Regions from separate parts of the Homo sapiens genome. Here region 2 is linked to region 1. Evidence: read pairs that join two places in POLR2A ChIA-PET (ENCODE). Cell type or tissue: A673. All regions are shown on one strand. Links, peaks and the distances in the headings refer to the core of each region. The heading gives the core; the rest is flanking DNA.

Region 1 (10,408 bases), core at 1,375-9,374:
ATTGAGGAGATTTCTGGTTCATAGAGAGTATGAAGAAACTTTGTTCGTTGACGTCACAAAGAAAAACAAATGATAGCTAGAAGTTTTAAAATCGAGAGAAAGACAAATTATTAGGTTGCATAGGAGAAACTTATAGCTTCAGTGAAGTCCCTAGGTACATGATCAGTATACAAAAACCTATAAATAATTAAAGTATTTTTTAAGAGGCACAATTTTTAATAACAAGAACAGTAGAGACATGTAGGAATAAATCAACTAAAGGATATGCAAGACTTCTATGGAGGAAATATTTTGGCTATTACATCTTTACTAGGTATGTTTATCATAACATTTTTCCCCTTTCCTTTTTTAAAGACAGAGTCTTGCTCTGTCACCCAGGCTGGAGTGCAGTGGTGCAATCATGACTCACTGCAGCCTTGAGCCTCCTAGGCTCAAGCGATCCTCCTGCCTCAGCTACAGGTGTGTGCCACCATGGCCAGCTAATTTTTTTTTTAAGAGTTGGAGTCTCACTATGTTGCCCAGACTGGTCTTGAACTCTTGGCCTCAAGCAGTTGTCCCACCTTAGCCTCATAAAGTGTTGGGATTACAGGCATGAGCCACTGTGCCCAGCCCCTCCTTTCTTTTTCTATTTGTTGCAAGAGCGTCTATTCCTCTCACTGAGAAATACATTTCTAGACTAAGCCAGACCATCAAAAAAATTGTATAGGTACTTAGACAAAATCATGTAAAACTTTGTAGAATTGATATTACAGAATTGCTTTTACTATAATTCTTTTGGCATTATTTGATGATTTTCTAAGAAACAGGTTTATGGAAATTCTCTGTGTTTATTTTAAGTATTACAAATGTTGATTATATCTTGTTAAATAACATGAGTTGATTAGAAAAAATTCTTTTTGGCTGGGTGCGGCGGCTCATGCCAGTAATCCCAGCACTTTGGGAGGCCGAGGTGGGCAGATCGTGAGGTCAGGAGTGGCCAGTACTGGAGACCAGCCTGGCCAATATGGTGAAACCCCGTCTCTATTAAAAATACAAAAAATTAGCAGGGTGTGATGGGACCTGTAGTCCCAGCTACTCAAGAGGCCGAGGCAGGAGAATCACTTGAACCCGGGAGGCGGAGGTTGCAGTGAGCCGAGATCGTGCCACTGCACTCCAGCCTAGGTGACAGAGCGAGACTCCATCTCAAAAAAAAAAAAAAAAGAAAAAAGAAAAAATTCTTTTTAATTTTAATATCAGGACTATTTCTCTTGAACATGTTGTTTTTTACCTAATGAATGTTGAACATTTAACTTGTGTCTTTGGGTTAGAATTGGTTACTTGAACACTTAGAATCCAGTTTATTGCATACTTCAATTTAGAATATAGGACATAATGCTATTCTTTTTGTGCACTTACCTCATACCTGGCTTCATGTTATCTTTCCAGTTTTAGTTTCTGTTTGTCTCATTTTCTTTATTTTAAATTTACTTATTATAGTGTATACTTCTTTGGAGTTATCTTAAATCCTATTTTTAGGGATAGGGTGAAGCAAAACATGTAAGCAAGCATGCAAACAAATAAGCAATATTTACAAGTCAAGGAGTACTTAAAATCATTAGTAGGCCAATGAGAAGGCAACTCTAATTGTTCTGAGGGCAAATCATCTGGGACCAATGCCCACAGTTAATCTTTTCTTCCTGGGCAAATCATTTGGGACTGATAGTCCACAGTTAAACTTAATCTTTTCTTCTTGGCTGCTCTGGAAAAAATGCTAGACTTAGAGCTTTTCTTTGGTAATATAAATATCTCTGCACTCAAGAAACATTTCTAATTACTCATTCATTCATTGTTCTTTTAAATAATTCACTGGGTGCTTGCAACATTGAGAATTCCATCCATTCTTTGCAAATATTCTCACAAAGGCATTTTCCAATATTGATGAAAGATCCATTGTGTGCTGAGGAATGTGAAGTATCACCAGCTTTAATATGAATATAAGCCCGAAGATGTTGGTTTGTTGTTACTGCTCCTGTAATTCCTTTCTTGATTCCAGAGGTATTAGGTACTGTTGATTAAAAATACTTATGTTTTTCAAAAGTTTCAACAAAACATTATAAAAAATAGAAGCTGGAGGGAGAACAACATTCTTTTCCCCTCATACAATCACTGTTATACTTGCTTTTAATCTTTTATGTGTGTATTGTACTATTGTTTTTATTATAATTTTTATGCACTTTTATAAGGAACCTAAATATTTGAATATACATGGAAAACTTTATTCACTTACTGAAGCAACATGTATTTATTAATTATTGGGGACTTACTGTGTCAGGCATTGAAGTTTAGATATAGCCTCTATTTACATAGTGTTCAGATATTCAGAATGTTCAGCACATGGGATTTTTGTCAATATTTTACTTCTTTAGATATATTTTTAAAAGAATGCCTCAGGCTGGGCACACTGGCTTGCGCCGATAATCCCAGCCACTCAGCAGACTGAGGTAGGAGGATCACTTGAGCTCAGGGCCTGGAGGTTACAGTGAGCCATGATTGTGCCACTACACTCTAGCCTGGGCAATGGAGTGAGACCCCATCTCAAAAAAAGAATGCCTTAGGATTAGTGCCACTTTAACCCAACAGTATCAGTAAAATGATTTAATATTTGTTTTTGTACCATATTTTATAAGCTGTTTGTTCAAATGATATATTCTAACTCTCAGAAGAATATATTCCATTGACCAAAGTTTCTTAAAACTTTGTAATAAATTGTATGTATATGCCTACACAGGAATATTAAAATTTTGTTCATTCAAAATAATGGAGACAGAGCTAGACTGACTTACTGTAAAGCAGGATAATTTGTAAAGAAAGTAATTCTAGTTGACCTTTGAACAATGTGGGGATTGGTGCCCAGAACCCTGCGTAGTCAGAATTCCCCATGTAACTTTCGACTCCTCCAGAAGTTTACTACTAATAGTCTACTATTGACTGAAAGCCTTATTGATAACATAAACAATTGATTAACACATATTGTATATGTTACATGTATTATTAATATATACTATATTCTTACGATAAATAATTTAGAGAAAAGAAGATGCTATTAAGAGAATCCTAAGAAAGAGAATACATGTTTGCTGTTGATTAAGTGGAAGTGGATGATCATAAAGGTTTTCAACCTCATCATTTTCACATTGAGTGGACTGAGGAAGAGGAGGAGTGAGTCTTGCTGTCTTAGGGGTGGCAGAGGCACAAGAGGTGGAGGTGGAAGTGGGGAGGCAGGAGGGGCAGGCACACGTGTGTAACTTCTGTTGAAAAATATCCATATATAAGTGGACCTGCTTAGTTCAAACCTGTGTTGTTCAAAGTTTGAGTCTGATTTACCTAATTTTCATGGAGAGAGTTTTTAGATTTACAAGTTAAAAAAATAAATTCTTAAAGTGTTACATAGTTCTTAGGAAAAAAGGAACCAATTTCAGACACTACTCTTTGTACTCATTACTAAATATTGGCAGGATAAAGAGTCATTTAGAATTTTTAATGTGTAAAATTGAAGAAAATTATTGGACATTTTGAACTAGTAAAGTCTAAATTGATGAGCTTTTACCATTAATGGGGGTCAGGATATGCTACTCCATAATATTTTAAGCTAAAGGAATTTGAGAAAACAGCAGAAGTAGGAAAGTCACTCTCTGCCCTCCTGCCCTTCCCTGAAGGAGGTCATAAGACCCACATTTGAGATATGCGCTCTCTATGCCTGGAGGAATGGAACATCCTCCTTTCTGAGGACACCGGGTCACAGAGGAGAAGCTGAGTCAGTAGGCCTTGCTAAGTTTCCCCCAGTTTATTGCCATTAGATCATACTTTTTAATTCAATTGTACTTCTCCACAACTATCCACTTCTTCATCAAACATAGCATAAAAATACACAGGTTTACATGTTTATTTGGGTCATTATTTTCTTATAAAAGGTCCCATGTCTCATAAAACTTCTATTAAATAAATTGGTATGCTTGTCTCTTGTTAATCTGTCTTTTTTATGGAGTTGTCTATAACAATGAATATAGGATGGGTGAGAAAAAGATATTTCTTTTTTCCTACACCATTAAAATTATGCTGTTACTAACAGTTATTTTTGGTACCTGCTGGTGGGCTAAAGAGACCAAGCCCTTCTTTGCATCACATGTACATGTGGGCTTATGGTGGTAGCCACTTGAGGGAGCAGGTAAGGTGTATGGCATCAGAGGCTGTGTCTCAGCTTCCTAGCTTGACCTTGAGTGATCCTGTGTGTTTTTTTTTTTTCCAGAATAAAACAGCACCTTCTTTCCTAGAATTACCCAGTAGCTGATAGAATTAAGAAGATATTGAAAATTTTGCATTTATATGGCATGTTCCCACATTTTATAATGAATGATGAAATTGCATTGAAAAGCTTTTTGCATAGAAATGGATATGTGATTTCATTCATTTTTTCAGCCATATATAATTTTAAGCTTGCGAGACTGAGAGATTGCTAAAAATTTAGCCCACTAGAATTATAATAGTTCTTGCAAAACTTTTTTTTTTAAATAGAAAAGTGCCCTTGGTTAGCATGATAAAAGATTCTAAGTACATTTATCTCATACAAGAAAAAATGAAAGGTTTTTAGAATGTTCATTTGAACATTATGCTTTCTTTCATTTTGACTGTCATTTCCCCCAAAAGATGGAGAGACTACATTCCGTGTTTTCTGCTCCTTGTGAAGAATCTGTTCAGTTTCTGGTATCTTTAGGCCCTTCTAGGGTGCTCTATTACTACATGAAGTCTTGGATTTCTGACCACCACAGGCTGGTGGGTGTCCCAGCAGCCTGCTAACCGTTCCCCTAATGGCTTGGGCTACGCTTTCTTCAGAAACGTAAAAATAACTTAGCCACACTTCACTTAGAAGACCAGCTTGTCTTCTTAACTAGGATGGCTGCATTCACAGACCTGCACCATTGAGGCCATTAGAGCCTTAGTTTTATACCCTGCCTCTGTTTGCATATGCCTCCAAGCACACTTCATCCTTCCTCTCCTTTCTCATCTCTCTCTTAATCCTTTTTATTCTCACCTCTTTTATTTACTTGATTTTCAATCAAACACTTTCTAAATGGACTGACTTTGTACCAGGCATTATTCTAATTATCTTATTAAATATCAATTTCATCCTGACAAACCTATGAGGTATGGGCTGTCTTCGTTCATTTTGTGTTGCTATAACAGAATACTTGAGGCTGGGTAATTTATGAAGGAAAGACGTTTATTGAGCTCACAATTTTGCAGGCTGGGAAGTTCAAGAGCATAGCACTGCACTGGCTGGCTCCCGGTGAGAACCACATGCTGGGTCAAAACATGGCAGAGAAGTGGAAAAGTGAGTGGGTGCATGCAAAGAGATCACTTGCCGATAGAGGAAGCAAGTGAGAATCTAGGAAGCCTAATTCACTTTTATGAGAGCGTACTCTTTAGTAACTAATCCAGTCCCATGAAAGTGAGAACATACTCCTGATGTAAGGCATTCATCTATTTATGAGGGATCCACCCCTGTGACCCAAACACCTCCCACAAGGCTCCATCTCCAGCACAACCATGTTAGGAATCAAATTTCAACATGAGTTTTGGTGGGGAAAAACCACATCCAAACAGTAGGAAGACCATTGTCATCACTCCCATTTGGCAGGGAAACTGAGGCACAAAGAAGTTAAGTAATTTGTTAGTGAGTAGTGGAACCAGGACTCAAATCCAACCAGTCTGATTCCAAATTCTGTGCTCTTAATTACTATGCTATTCTGTTACATTGTAAATTAGCAACCGGACTCCCTAAACATTTTCCAGGAACACCTCTTCTTGCCTTAGCTGAAACTCGGCTCTTACCTGATTGAAATCACAGCTTCCTCTAGGTGAAGGCTGCTCATTTCACCCAATCCCAAATTCCACAGGACCCAGAGGTATCATCCACATTCTCTTAGTTTTCTGTTGCTTTGTCCCTGTTATATCCTCACGCAAAGGTCTTTCCTTATTGGTGGTTCATGTTACCTGGTTTTGTTAACTTCTGCCTCTCTTTTTGCTGTCATCTGAATATTTCCTCTCCTATTTTGAGGATTTTGTTTCATAGCTCACATTGCAATGCTTGCGTCCTTCAGTAGCACGAGCACAATCTGTCCAGCCATCCTGGCACAAAGTGAGCTTTGGAGTCAGTCAGAACCATTTGCATTCCTGTGCAGCCTGTTACCAGCTGAGTGGTTTTAAGCAATTTACTTCACCTCCCAATCCTTCAGTTTCTTTATTTGTGCAATGGGCATAATAGTAACCGTTCTGAAAATAAAGTGAGATAATCTATACGAAGTGCTTAGCACAGTATTGGGCACGCAGACAATGTTAAATAGATGGTAACTATTATTATTAATGATAAATACTCCATTCCCACTACTGCCATCACAGCTGTTGCTTTTCTTAAAATCCCTTGACTTCTTTGACGTTAGCATCCTACACCCATACACCACTCTGCCATTCATAAGCATATTTCTGAGACCTTAAACTTAGTTATAGCTATCACGACAACTTCCCATTCTAGTTGCCATTTACTTCGTTTCCACTACTGCTAATGCTCCGGAACCTCACCCAGGCTTGGCCTCTTTCAAGGCAGCATGGATGTATTCATTCTTAAAGTAGACAAGGCCTCAAGGTATGCCATTCTCTTGGTGGCTCTTTCAGTTGTCCTATCTCCTTCTGTTTGACCTGTCTGGGAAACACCGATGGCAGATCCAATCCAGTCATTTGCTTTTTTGCGCCAACACCTGGGCAAAATAAAATCCACCCTCCTTGCTGTAGCCCACAATATCCTCCATGTTCTGGTCCACTGCCTATATCTCCTGCCTTATCGTGGTCCTCTCTCCCTGCCCACTGTGCCCCACTTGAACTTGCTTCTTACAGGTACTGGACTCAACAGAGTCTTTTCTGCCATAGATCTTCTGAAAATGCCTGAGTGTTCCTTCTGCTTAGACCTTTTCATTCTTAGGATCTCAAATGTCACCACTTCAGAGAGTCCCTGCCCACTGTGAGTAGAGTATTTTTATAAGTAAGCTCTCTATCACTGTACCCAGTGGGATGCCCTCATAGGTCTCATCACAGGTTGTGATTACCTTATTGTCTATTCGGTTTTTTTTTTGTTTGTTTGTTTTGAGATGGAGTCTCGCCCTGTTGCCCAGGCTGGAGTGCAGTTGCACAATCTTGGCTCACCACAACTTCTGCCTCCTGGGTTCAAGTGATTCTCCTGTCTCAGCCTCCCGAGTAGCTGGGATTACAGGTGCCTGCCACCACACCCAGCTAAGTTTTGTGTTTATAGTAGAGACGGAGTTTCTCCATGTTGGCCAGGCTGGTCTCAAACTCCTGACCTCAAGTGATCTGCCTGCCTGGGCCTCCCAAAGTGCTGAGATTACAGGCGTGAGCCACCGTGCCTGGCCCGTTATTGTCTATTTGATTGACTATCTTTGTGGCTAGATTAGGCTCCACGAGGGCCAGGACCATGACTGTTTTGGTCACTAGTGTATACCCAGTACTGTCTATAATGTGTGACACATAAAACGCGTTAAGGCTCACATAATCCCAGCACTCTGGGGGCCTGAGGAGGGAAGATTGCTTGAGCTCAGCGGTTTAAGACCAGCCTAGGCAACATAGTGAGACTTTGTTTCTACAAAAGATAGAAAAAAATTACCTTGGCATGATGGTGCATGCCTTGATTCCAGCTACTTAGATGGCTGAGGTGGAAGGATTGCTTGAGTCTGGGAGGGCGAGGCTGCAGCGAGCTGTGAATATGCCACCATACTCCAGCCTGGGTGACAGAAAAAGACCCTGTCTCAAATAAATAAATAAATAAATAAATAAATAATAAATAAATAAATAAGTTGTTAATAAGTATTCATCAAAAGAATGAGAAAATGAAGAAATCACACAGTCATGTAGGTTGGCTCTCCTGCAAATGTATGTTTTCCACACTCAGAGCCTTGGCTCGGCAGGTCCACTGCTTCTGCTCAGTTTTCCTCATGTCTGCTGTTGCTGCCCCAGCCCCCTGTTTGGAGCAACTATAACCTTCTACCCCTCTCTCAGCAGATGGCACTGAGGCTGGGATCTGCTCACTTCAAGTCCCTGTGCTTGGTGAACCTATCTGCTACTGCATTTGGCTTTTAAATTCTCATACAGTTTTGGGAAAAGAGGTGTCCTTTATCTAGTTAAGACTAACCCCTTCAGCTGTGTTCTTGGTCTGCTGGACTCAACCAGGATCTTGCTGTACCAGTTACTTCTTCCCTCTCTGTGCTTCTGTGTTTTCAACCCTTTGTCTTTATTACCTCCTTTCCCCCAACTTTACTTGCTCAATAACACCTTTCCTATCCCTAAACAAACAAAAAACAAAGTTAAAAAATCCTAAGAATTAGCTACAGAAAAATCTCTTGATCTTGAATCTCCTGCTAGCTTCTTCATTGTACCTTTCCTACTCAGAATCTTTAAAAGAGTTGCCTGTATTCTCTGTACCTTTCCTACCTAGAATCTTTAAAATTTAAAAATCTTCATTGTACCTTTCCTATCCAGAATCTTTAAAAGAGTTGCCTGCATTATCTGTCTTTAGTTCATTACTGTCCTTTTCTCAAACCTCCTGCGGTCAGTAGGCTATGGCCTACTTCACTGCATGCCACATCGTGGGCCCCTGATAGCTTTGTAATTGCTGAATCTAACGAATGCTCTAGATTTATTCATACAACTGAGGACTCCCTTCTTTAAATTCTCCTTTTGGTTTCTGAGACACCACTTTCTTTTTTTGTTTGTTTTGTTTTTTTTTTTTTTAATACTTCTCTCAATGTATCTTCTCAGCTTTCTTCATTAGCTTATCTCTTTTTTCTTTAAGCATTTATATTTTTAGATTTCTGGACCTGACTCTCTGTTTAACTATGTTTCTCTTTTTTTTGAAATGGAGTCTCACTCTGTTGCCTAGGCTGGAGTGCAGTGGCACTGTCTCAGCCTCCTGGGTTCAAGCAATTCTCCTGCCTCAGCCTCCTGAGTAGCTGGGATTACAGGCGCCTGCCACCATGCCTGGCTAATTTTTGTATTTTTAGTAGAGACAGGGTTTCACCATGTTGGCCAGGCTGGTATCAAACTCCTGACCTCAGGTGATCTGCCTGCCTCGGCCTCCCAAAATGCTGGGATTACAGGTGTGAGCCACCGCGCCTGGCCCCATGTTTCACTTTTTGTATTTACCATCATGGTCAATCTCCCTACTCTTCCACCAGGAACATCAAGAAATGTAGGTGTCATCCTAAACCCCAGCATCAGTCATTTTAGATATTCATAGTCATCAAATGCTGTAAATTTTCTGTCTTAAATATCACTCCCATTCGTTCCCTACTTTCTGTTCCTATTGCTGTGCCTCAGTCCAAGCTCTGTTCATCTTTCACCCATTCTACTGCAATAGTCTCCTGGTCTACAGTCTGCCGCTTTGCTTCCAGACTCTTTTTCTAAAGCACAAAACTAAGCATTTTTATGCTCCCTGCTTAAAAGAATTTATTGACTTACTGTTGGATCTAGGATAAAATCTATTCTTCTTGCTGTGTCATTTAAGATTCTCAGCTTCTTGATTCTTGCCTGTGTATTTAGCCTTATTTCTTGTGTTGTCCATGCTGCACCCATTGTTTAAGATATGCTGAACTACTTAGAGGTCCCCTGAGGCACTGGGCCATGTCATGTCTTCATGCCTTAGTTGACGCTGCTGCCATCCCATGGAAACTTTTACATTCTTCACATGATCAGACAACAGCCACTGATCTTTTTTATTTAAAAAAAAAATTAGTTTTGGCTGGACATGCTGTAATCCTAGTACTTTGGAAGGCTGAGGCGGGTAGATCACTTGAGGTTAGGAGTTTGAAACCAGCCTGGCCAACATAGTGAAACTCCATCTCTACTAAAAATACAAAAACATTAGCCAGGCATGGTGGTGGGTACCTGTGATCTCACCTGCTCAGGAGGCTGAGGCAGGGGAATCGCATGAACCCAAGAGGCAGCGGTTGTAGTGAGCTGAGATGGCACCAATGTACTCCAGCCTGGGTGACAGAGCAAGAGTCCGTCTGAAAAAAAAAATAATTTTTAACTATAGTAAAATACATATAATATGAAATTTACCATCTTAACTTTTTTTAAACACATAGTTCAGTAGTGTTAAGTATATTCACATTATTGTGCAACCAATCTACGGAATCTTTTTATTCTTGCAAAATGGAAACTCCATACCCATGAAAAACAAATCCTCACTCCCTCCTTCCCCTGGCTTCTGGCGACCACCATTCTACTTTCTGTCTCTATGAATTTGACTGTGTAGCTGCCTCATAGAAGTGAAATCATGTAGTATTTATCTTTTTGTGACTGGCTG
Region 2 (10,408 bases), core at 67-8,066, 420 kb after region 1:
TTCACTAAAATATACCTTTTCAATAAAGAAAAATATATTTTATCATTTATTATTTACTACAAACATTAATTTTTTTAAAGTAACAAGATCCTACGTTCTCCAGTAGCACACAGATGCATGTGCTACAAAATATAGTATGTAAGAATAAGATTTTTTCTTTGAAACAAATCTCCATAAAGTCTATTTTTAAATATAATTTTTTTACCGCTTATCCTCAAGTTCTAAAATAAAAATTTTAACAGAATTTCAGCCTAATTGGCATGATGCTGTTAATTTAAGATTTCAAATCTTTACAGAGATGAAAATGGAAGTGATCTTAAAAAAAATTAAAACCTTGAAATACATAAAAAATTACTTTAAAAGAAAAAATATATTCTCATAAATCAAAATACTGTTATTTCTGGGAGTCTAAAATCACAATAAAAAGGATATTATCGACTAGTCTGCCAATCAATCTGCAATAGTAGGTGTCATCTGGAACCCAAGGATTTTCCTCTCGTGCATTCATAGCGCATTTCAGGTAAGTGTCACTTAGACACCAGCCCTGCGGTCGATTATCCTTCAGAGAGCCAATGATCGCATGGACGAGTTTTCGTTTGAGAAATGCGCGGTCTCTCAGGTGCATTTCATAATAGTGCAGAGTGTTATACAGATAAGTCACTGGACGATCTGCCAAGAAAAAAACATACCACCACAATGTTTAACTGGTTACTAATAACTGTGAAAAACTGATCAACTGCTTTCCAGATAACTGAAAAACAGCTCAGAAGATTTATGAAACAACTTCACATGCTGGGCAATTGTATACTATGAATATTTTAATCTGAGGAGAGGCAGAAGGCTCAGAATGTTTCTAGTAATATACAGTTTGTATTTATATTTGTTTTTATTTAAGTGGAAGCAATTCCATTTCTGAAAATTTATCCTGCATAAATTTTAATCCCTTGACATACAACAAGGGATGTCATTGCAGCCCTGTTTATACTAGCGAAAGATGAAAAACAGCCTAAAAGGTCAAAAACAGGGGACTGATAAAGTAAATCTGGCATGTATGAGGCAGCTCTTTACGTACTAATACAAATGACCAACCCTAATACATGATAAAGTTGAAACAAACAGGGTACAGAACACTTGTGTTAAAACAAACAAACAAACAAACAAACAAACAAACAAAACCAGCCAGGATATCTAAGAGGGGATGGCAAGAGACTGGTAACACTGGCTGCCTACGAAAGAAACTGGGTAGCTGGAGGCCAGGATGGGACTAATTACCTTTCACTGTATACTCCACCCCATCAAGTATGTATATTACCTAATCCAAAAGAAAAATGTTTTTAAAAGAACGCTCACTTGAACTTTATGCCTATTCTACCATGTTAACACACAATTCATACTTCTGCTCTGAGGGAAGGTATCTTAAAGATGAAGCAGGACTGCCTGCCAGACAAACACTTTGTTCCCAGAGTGGCTGCTCCAGGACCTTCACATTTCTGTCACTGACCCTGCCACTCTCCAGTAACTATGCTTAAAATTTTAGTTGTCTTTTTCTTTCAATATTCTCCTTATAACCAGCCAATCAAGTCCTGTTCCTTCTTTTGTGACCATTTGTCCCTTTTCTCTCATTTTCAATGCAACCACTGTTGCTTAGATACTAATCACACAACTGAGCTTTTTGACATGTCCTTGTAATGGCTTCATCCTAAGACTGCTGCCAACTATAACTGGATGTATCTTTCTGAAATAATGTTTCCTATGCCATGATCATACTCAATAACTTCCAGTTGATTATTATCTGCAATTACAAAATCAGCCTAGCATTCAAGGTGATCTACAGTTAGGTACAATCTGTCTTTCCAATCTTATTTCTAGAACTCTCTGGTAAGAATTTTCAATTCAACCCAATGTAGCAATTTTTCTTCAAATATACTTTATCTCCTCCATGATTTCCCCCAAATGATCCCTTCTGCCTCGTGTGCTATATTTTCCCTGCTGCTGCTATAAATTGGATGCATCAAGTCCAAATCCTACCCATCCAAGAAGGCCGCCAAGATCTGTTTAGTTTACAGTAACATCACCCTGTTCTGAACTCATACTTTTGTTTATATTTTTATGTTGTATATTTTATACTTCATGGCACCATCCATAGTACTTATCCTCAAAACACTTCATTTTTAAAATATTTAAAATAAAACCTTTAGAGCCACTATTACCATGTGGTCCTGCCCATCCTACTTTTGATAATGGAGGTATTAGACGAAATTAAAATTGGAAAAAGCTCACCATGAAATTTATATAAGCCTCCTAGATGATCCAGTAGAGTCTCCAGTGATTTGGATACCGGAAGCAACTCTAAAAATCTGTGGATTACTATATCAAATACTGGAAGGAATCGAAGACACACATTCCCAAAATAGATGGGCAGATAGGGAGACTGGATCTGTACAGGAGGATCCACCTGTTCCGCGAGGCCCTCAAAATACAACTTCTCTGGATATTTCTGTGGAATTGAGAAGATGATAAATGGTTAGAGCATTTTTTAAAAAATTCTCTTAAAAGAGCTAAATGTGAAAACATTGTTTAGATTTTTTTTTGCAAGGAAACATTTAAAATTATACTTGATTATACTTTACTTCTTTTTATAGAAGTCCTTATGTCCACTAAAACTGCAGTTTCAATTTATTCTCAACATTATAGAAACTCTCAAACCTTGAAGAAGTTCAGAGAGCTAACTTACTTCTATATAGACAAGAGAAAAAACATTAGAACCAGAGAGAAAACGGCCAAATCACTTCATCAAATACTCAAGTATGGCTTTAAAAGGACTATTTGAAATACCAATTAGGACTAGTACCTTGTGATAATTCATGTGCTTGGTGTGCCAGTCATTCTGTAACCAGTGCTCTGGGGAATTTTCCTTCACAAAGTCACTTACTCGATTTCTAAAATCGTTTGGTTTGAGTAACAGCAACTGAATTATGAAATAACAAACCTGGGCTTCATTTCCTTCGTGACTACGCATGGCCTTTGAAAAACAACAGAAAAATTATATGAAAATGTTCAACCTGTGTAAAATCATGAGGGCCATCTGAAAGCCTAGATTTTAACAAAGTAAAATCTCACTATTATAATTTCCTTAGACGTCTAGTCTATCCCAAACCAACTGTTCAGTATTCCCCAAACATATATGACCTTTCTTGCCTATTTCTGGCTTACCATTCCTTCTGCCTGGGATGTCCATCTTTACTTTTAAAAATTTAATCTATCTTTCACAGCTATCACCTAAGCAGATAAGATTTCTCACTGTTTCCTAGAAATATTTTTTCTACACCTCCATCTTATCCTGACATCTTATTGATTTATAGACTTACATTATTCCCCCTAAAATATAATAACTACTTTTATATCTATGCTCCACAGCTAAGGGGTTAACGTTAAACTATGCCACTCCAAATGTCACCGCCATAGAATTTTTTTCAATGTAGCATTTTCCAGCCTACTTCAATATCTTTTTAAAGAAATCTACCCGAAGGCCAGGCGCGGTGGCTCACACTTGTAATCCCAGAACTTTCGGAGGCCGAGGCGGGCAGAACACGAGGTCAGGAGATTGAGCCCATCCTGGCTAACACGGTGAAACCCCATCTCTACTAAAAATACAAAAAATTAGCCGGGTGTGGTGGTGGGCACCTGTAGTCCCAGCTACTTGGGAGGCTGAGGCAGGATAATGGCGTGAACCCGGAAGGCAGAGCTTGCAGTGAGCCAACATCACGCCACTGCACTCCAGCCTGGGCGACAGAGAAAGACTCCATATCAAAAAAAAAAAAAAAAAAAAAAGAAAAAAAAAATTCTGCTGGAAATAGACATCAAAGTCAGGAGAAGAAAAAAACATTTGGGGAATGTTTGTTACCAAAGTGTACAGAAATGGTTATATTCGCACTCTGTAAAGAAACACAGTGACTTACTGCTACTTCCTCCCTCTAGTGGGAGTTTTGGAGAATCAACTCAGGGTCTAATTGCTCATATTTTCAAAGTATCACAAGGCTAGGACCACATCTATTTTATTTACTTCTGTACCTTCTATACATAGAACACAGTTGATATTCAATATGTACTTATTAAATGAATGAATAAGGAAATTGGGGCTGGAAGCAGTAGCTCACGCCTGTAATCCCAGCACTTTGGGAAGCTGAAGAGGGAGGATTGCTTCAGCCCAGGAGTTCGAGACCAGCCTGGGCAACATGGAGAAACCCCATCTCTATAAAAAAGTTAAAAAGAAAAAAAACTAGCTGGGTATGGTAGCATATGCCTGTACTCCCAGCTACTCAGGAGGCTGAGGCAGGAGGAGATTGCTTGAGACCAGGAGGTTGAGGCTGCAGTGAGCCATGATCACGCCACTGCACTGGGCGACAGAGCGAGACCCTGTCTCAAAAAACAAACAAAAAAACAAAAACAAACAAAAACAGAAATTGGAAAATTTCCGGCTCTTTAGGGAAGTGACAGCAATGCTTGATATAGTATAAATTCATTAAATCCTTCAAAGCAATATAGAGCAGATTGGCATAACATATATTAGTCATACATCTTGATCTAAGAGAATAAGCTTAGAAATGTATTTATTCTTACCAGGCAGAGAATTAATCTGTCCAGTGTAACAATGTTATACTTCCATACCATGTCATTAAGAATTTCAATGCATTTATTGAGTTGCTGACCCCCTGCTGATGTAGAAAACTCATATACCAGGAAATCTGCAAATGTCCTCACATGGGCTACCAAGGCCCTGGCTCCAATTCTCTCTAATACTCTGGAAGGCAGAGAGTAAAACATAAACTCCATTGTTGTATGGATACAACAATTTGCCAAATGGAATGCAAATTAGGTTTTTGACTTACCTATAGCCAATCTGATTAATATGATCTGTTTCCAAGAGCATTTTCCAGAGAAGACAAAGAAAGAGAGGAGGGGAGCCCTGCATAGAGAAGTGGGTAATAATGTCGTTTTCGTTGCTCATTGACTTCCACTTCCTATACTCCTCCTCCACATTTTTTTTCAGATTAAAACGGCTTTCCTGAGGCACATTATTTTGTTTGAAGAATGCCTAAAAAGAGGATTAGAAGTTTATTTCATTGGTTATAGTAGAAAGAGCACTGGATATGGAGTTAATAAACCAGTTCTAGACTTGATTCTGACACTAATAAACTCTAGGTCACCTTGAGCAACTCAGCAATTAAGGCCTGAATTTCTGTGTCTGGAAAATACATAAGCTTGACTAGATTATCTCCAAGATTCCTTTTCCTAGATTTCCTAAATGGAAATTCTAAGTAAGCCTGAATTCAAAGCTTCTTCAATCATCTGTTGATACTTCCGCCAATCTTAAAAAGAAAAAAAAGAATGAAGTGTCTCTACCCTTTGGCTACATATGTTAGTGTCTTTGAGGAAAATCCATTGCACTAGCCCAGTGATTCTCAGAGTGTGGTCCCAACACCAGCGGTATCAGCATCATCTGGGTCTTACAAGAAATGCAAAATTCTCAGACCTTATCCCAGATTTACTGAATCAGAAGCTCTGTGGCTGGGGGCCCAGCCAACTGCAGCTTAGCAAGCCCTCCAGGTGATTTGGTAAGTTTAAAAACCAAATGCTCTAGCCCTACCAGGAGTTATGAAAAATGGATGTTCATCATGCCTAACATTTTTTCTGAAAAGGAGAAGACAGATGAGGTTTGCCTTTCTCCTTATTAGAAAAGCCAGGTTTACAGTTTTTCTGTGATTAAGAAAAAAATTCAGTGAAGTGTCATATTACGCACACTCTGTGAAGCTCCATTACGTTATACTTCTCCCCATTTCAGTTCTATGAGAGAGAAAAAAGTTTTCAGGTACTATGTTAATTTTCATGAGATTCTAAAACCATTAACTATTTTTTTCTCTTTTTCAATTTTTTTCACTTTTATTTTTTTCCTCTTTCTACTCTTCCTCCCCTTAAAACTGTTAACTAAGATGAAACCATAATAATTAAATTTTTAGAAACATGTCCAGTACCAGAGTAGGACACAGAACAACTTGAGAGATTTTGTAAGTAATGACTTTTTTTTTTTTTTCTACAGACAGGGTCTGGCTCTGTCACCCAGGCTGTGGTACAGTGGTGTGACCATAGTTCCTTGTGAACCTGAATTCCTGGGCTCAAGCCATCCCCCTTGCCTCAGCCTCTCAAGCAGTTAAGACTAGAGGCTTGTGCCACCATGCCCAGCCCCTAAATATTTTTTAAAATAAATAAAAGCTAATTTTATTCAGAAGTCACCAAGACTCACTCTAGAACACCATTGTGAATGGGAAGAAGGATTTCATGTGCATTCAATAAGTAATTCAAGACCAAATTACCTGTAGTGGGCCTGGAAAACAGCTCAGGGTGTGTGAAGCCCAATTATGAGGAGTGAAACTCATGATGGTCTGAAGTATGTCTTTACACCAAGTTCCCTGAATTGAATCAGAGCCTGTAAAAAAATCTAAACATAAACAAATAGATGTAATCCAGATATAAATGATTATATCCACAATTCATAAAAGATTATAGCGAAAATAATAATTATGTACACTGAGAATTTCACTGCAGTGCATTCACTGCTTAACTAGTTATATTCAGCTTAGAACCTAAATTTGCTTAGTTTATGAATGATCTGGATGATCACATTAGAAAATATGAGAACAGTTTATGAAAAGATGACAAAAGACATTTGAAATCTCTTTTTTTGAGGTTACAGAGTACCAGCGATAACAGTAATACAAGCCCATCACTACTGTTCATTTACTTTGACACTGATTTAGTAGTACTTTATTCGGCCAAGGGAACAGAATAAAGAAAGATATCTTTTTTGGTGAGTGAAATAATTACATAATGCATGTATAAATCTCAGAATTGAAGAGGGTTCTTTATGTAAAACAAAATAATTTACATAAACGTATTTGAGGTTGCTAAAACCAATAACTATCTCTTTAAAACATCAGTTCTCAAGTGTGGTCTGTAGACCTCTTGGGGATTCCCCAATAGCCCTTCAAAGATTCAATGAGGTCAAATAATAATAAAAAGATATCAGGCTTTTTCACTTGGTATGAGCACTGACGGTACAAAAGCAATGGTGGTAAAACTGCTGGTCCTAAGCACAAATCAAACAGTGGTGCCAGACTAGATGAAAAGGCTTTGTATTCTCCAGCACATGCACTCAGTGAAAGAAAAGTGCCAGTGTCAATCTCGACACCTATTTTTAACATCATATGTAACAAAAGGGGAAGCATATGCCTAGTGTTCCAAGTTTGATGGGTGTCTTGAGGAAAAACACTTGTGCACTTGTGTGACTGACTGAGCACTGAGTTAAATCAGCTGCTTTTTTTTTTTTGAATTCCAATTTTACTTGAAAGAACGTCTGACAGAAAACTATAGCTAGCTAGACTTACGTATTTAGCAGACATTTTCTTGAAAATTAACAAAATGAGCTTGTCACTTTAAGGAAAACAAATGATAGTAACTTTTTCCAATGATAAAATTTGACCTTTCAAGTAAAAATTGAAATTTTGGAAAACCTGTATCTACCACGACATGATAGCATTCCAAAACTTAGATTTTTCTAATAAACTTTGCAGTGATATTAACAAATGTAATTTTCTGATACTGTATAAACAAAATGTCAACGTTTGCTAGATCTACGTAACTCAGTGAACCAGTATTTTCAAAATGAATAATTCATGAAGTTACAAAACATGCATGGATTTAAAAATCCACTAAATGTATAAAACAGATGTACAGATTATAATGTAACAAAGTACATGAAGTTTACTGGGGGTTTTGGATTCCATATTGCAGCTAACCTTTAAGCAACTATCATTTTTCCATGTGATGTCAAAGAACATTCCCAATTATCTGAAAAAGCTATTAAAATACTCCTCTCTTTCCAACCTCATCTGTGTGAGGCCACATTTTTCACTTACTTCAACTAAAACTTCAATGGATTAAATGTCTAAGCAGATGAGAATCCAAACTATGTCTTCCTTTACACCAGATATTAGAGAAGCAAAAATGTCAAACAATGGCACCTCTTCTCACTAAAGTTTTGCTTTAGAAAATATACTTTTTTTATAACATCATATATTAACATGTAATGTTTATTATTGCTATTTAAAAACAAATTAATAAATATTTTTAAACTTCTTAATTTTAATATCTAATATAATAAATATCCATAGATATAATCCATATAAACAGAAACTCTTTGGGAATTTCAATTTTGTTTTTAAGAGTGTAAAGCAGTCCTGAGACCAAAAAGCTTAAAGTATTACTACTTTAAAATTATGGATAGCTGAAAACGATGCTCAACGCAGTTATTAATAGAATGATGGTACACAAAAGAGCTTCCATAAATGAGTGAAATAGTGAAGATATCAAAACAACAGGCTTTTTTCAAACAAATGAAAAGTATCTTTTTAGTATGTTACAACTATAGTAATTAGTAGAATCATGGCACACTTTAATTCATCTGTTGTTGTTTGTAGTCACATATTCACCGTACCTGTTACATGAGTTGCTCTAGCCAAGGTCAATATCAAGGCTCGGTTCAGTTCTTCAGATTCTGCTGAGAGCACTGTTTTGGGATCACTAAGGAAGCGTGTAAACTGCGGTTGTACCTCTGAGCTACCTAATGCTGTTATAAGCCTGAGAGCAGTGCTCTCGACACTGAAAATTGGGAGAATAAAAAGAAATGTAAAAAAATTTCAGAATTATGGAATTAAATCTAAGGTTAATTACAATGGAAAAACATGCAATCTATGACTATCCCTTCTTTAAAAAAACACTTTTGTGTGAGAATAAATGTTGCTTAATTTGTTTAAAAAACCTAATGTGTCCAATTTTATAGTGAAAATCGTGACTTTTTACACATTTGAAAAAGATGGCTTGTCGCCTATAGGACTAAAAAATTTCACCTGGAGATACTGCATTTCAAAAATTATATTTTTCTATCTAAAATATATTTTAATGTAAAGCAAAATCAATGTGACATGATACTTTAACCATAATCTGAAGTATACTTAAAACCAGCATTCTAAAGGGCTAAGTTACAACATAATAATAAATACCCTGGAAGTACTAATTCTCAGTCCAAAGATCCTGAAGGAAGGACTCAACTATCTTAATCAGTTTCTATTTAAAAAGCTGGACTCTGCTCCTATACTGGAAACAAAATACTTTAGAAGCAGAGAAGTTTTATGACAGATGAATAATAATAAAAAAAAAAACTATAAGGTAAAGGTAAAGGATTAAGAACCTCATCTCCAAGAAAGTTTCTAATAAATCTTAAGGAAAGATGGTCTTCAATGAGCTCACCAAAGATGGAGCTGGTTCTGGTTTGTTTGTGCAACTGCAGCCAAAGTATGAAGATGACTCAGGAGCTGAACTCTGTAATGAGGCTGAATATGATGCATCCGGTAGCTAAACATCTCAAGGAGTGTGTGTAAGATCCCCCATGCATGTGATTTGAAAACAGTTGGCAAAAGCTGACCTGGAGGAAAAAGACAATTTAAGGTACCAATTATTAAAGGCTATGCATGAAAAGATATTTGAAGAAAGTCACATTGAGTAAAATATAAAGATTTGATTGTGAAAATACACACGCCCACACACATATATATTCTCCATATTTTCTTATTTTCTACTTTAACAGTAAGGAAAAATTCAGATCCTAACTATAATATCAAGTTTGCTTTTTTCCTGGGATTTGGCAATTGATAATCATGTTTATCTGGAAAAATAAAATGAGACAAGATATGAAAAAACATTAATCTTCTCAATTCTGATATCTTTTATTTTTAGACAATTAATGTTCCATACCTTTTGAAGTATGAGGTTCACTTTTTAATACAAAAAATTGTATTATACCTGCCCTTGTTTCCTCCTACCCCCAAGAAAGTTTTGTTCAACAATCAGTTATCTAAGAAGAGTTATTGTGGTTAAAATTAAGACTATGCTGTATTCGTGAAAAGCTGGAATTACCATGAATCAGAAAAACACTTCTATATCAGAAAGTATCTATTATTTTAGAACTATATAATAAATGAGACATTATAATGTATCTTCTGCAAGGTAGGAAAATTCCTTCTTTATTTCCAGTCAGACTTCGTATGCACTGGAGGACAGCATTGCTGCCTCAGGCAGAATCCATTTGCATGAGGACAGGGACCAGGTCTATCCTGCTCACTGCATCCCAGGCACCTAGCACATTAACCTTTTCTTACCACTTTACTTAAAAATGCAACAAACCCCCCAACCCTCACACTTCCTATTCCTTTTTGCTTTATTTTTCTCTATAACATGTATCATCTGACATATTGTATATTTCATTTATTTAATGTCCTCCTCCATAAGCTCCATC

The links. ChIA-PET counts read pairs that join two places held together with the same protein. Peaks named below come from ENCODE experiments on the same cell type or tissue, not always from the same donor. Only the 100,000 strongest peaks of a DNase experiment are listed, where the experiment ranks them.
Region 2: POLR2A ChIA-PET joins it to region 1 with 6 read pairs; 2 of 35 experiments call an interaction of 5 or more read pairs at or near these places.

Annotation. Positions count from the first base shown.
Region 1 is chr6:131,172,017-131,182,424 of GRCh38, forward strand. The region is part of intron 5 of AKAP7 (A-kinase anchoring protein 7); the gene reads left to right. Among named protein-coding and RNA genes, the nearest start is that of AKAP7, 42 kb to the left of the region's middle. In A673, for the core only: no CTCF peak of the experiment used is centred there; a DNase peak (open chromatin) is centred at 1,685; H3K27ac peaks cover 1,102 bases.
Region 2 is chr6:131,593,667-131,604,074 of GRCh38, forward strand. It overlaps MED23 (mediator complex subunit 23), which reads right to left. Exons shown (of 29, transcript NM_004830.4): 16 at 9,364-9,538; 17 at 8,552-8,715; 18 at 6,372-6,496; 19 at 4,890-5,095; 20 at 4,621-4,801; 21 at 2,852-3,022; 22 at 2,281-2,497; 23 at 433-669. Among named protein-coding and RNA genes, the nearest start is that of ARG1, 26 kb to the left of the region's middle. In A673, for the core only: a CTCF peak has its summit at 3,978 (motif pointing left); a DNase peak (open chromatin) is centred at 3,965; H3K27ac peaks cover 706 bases.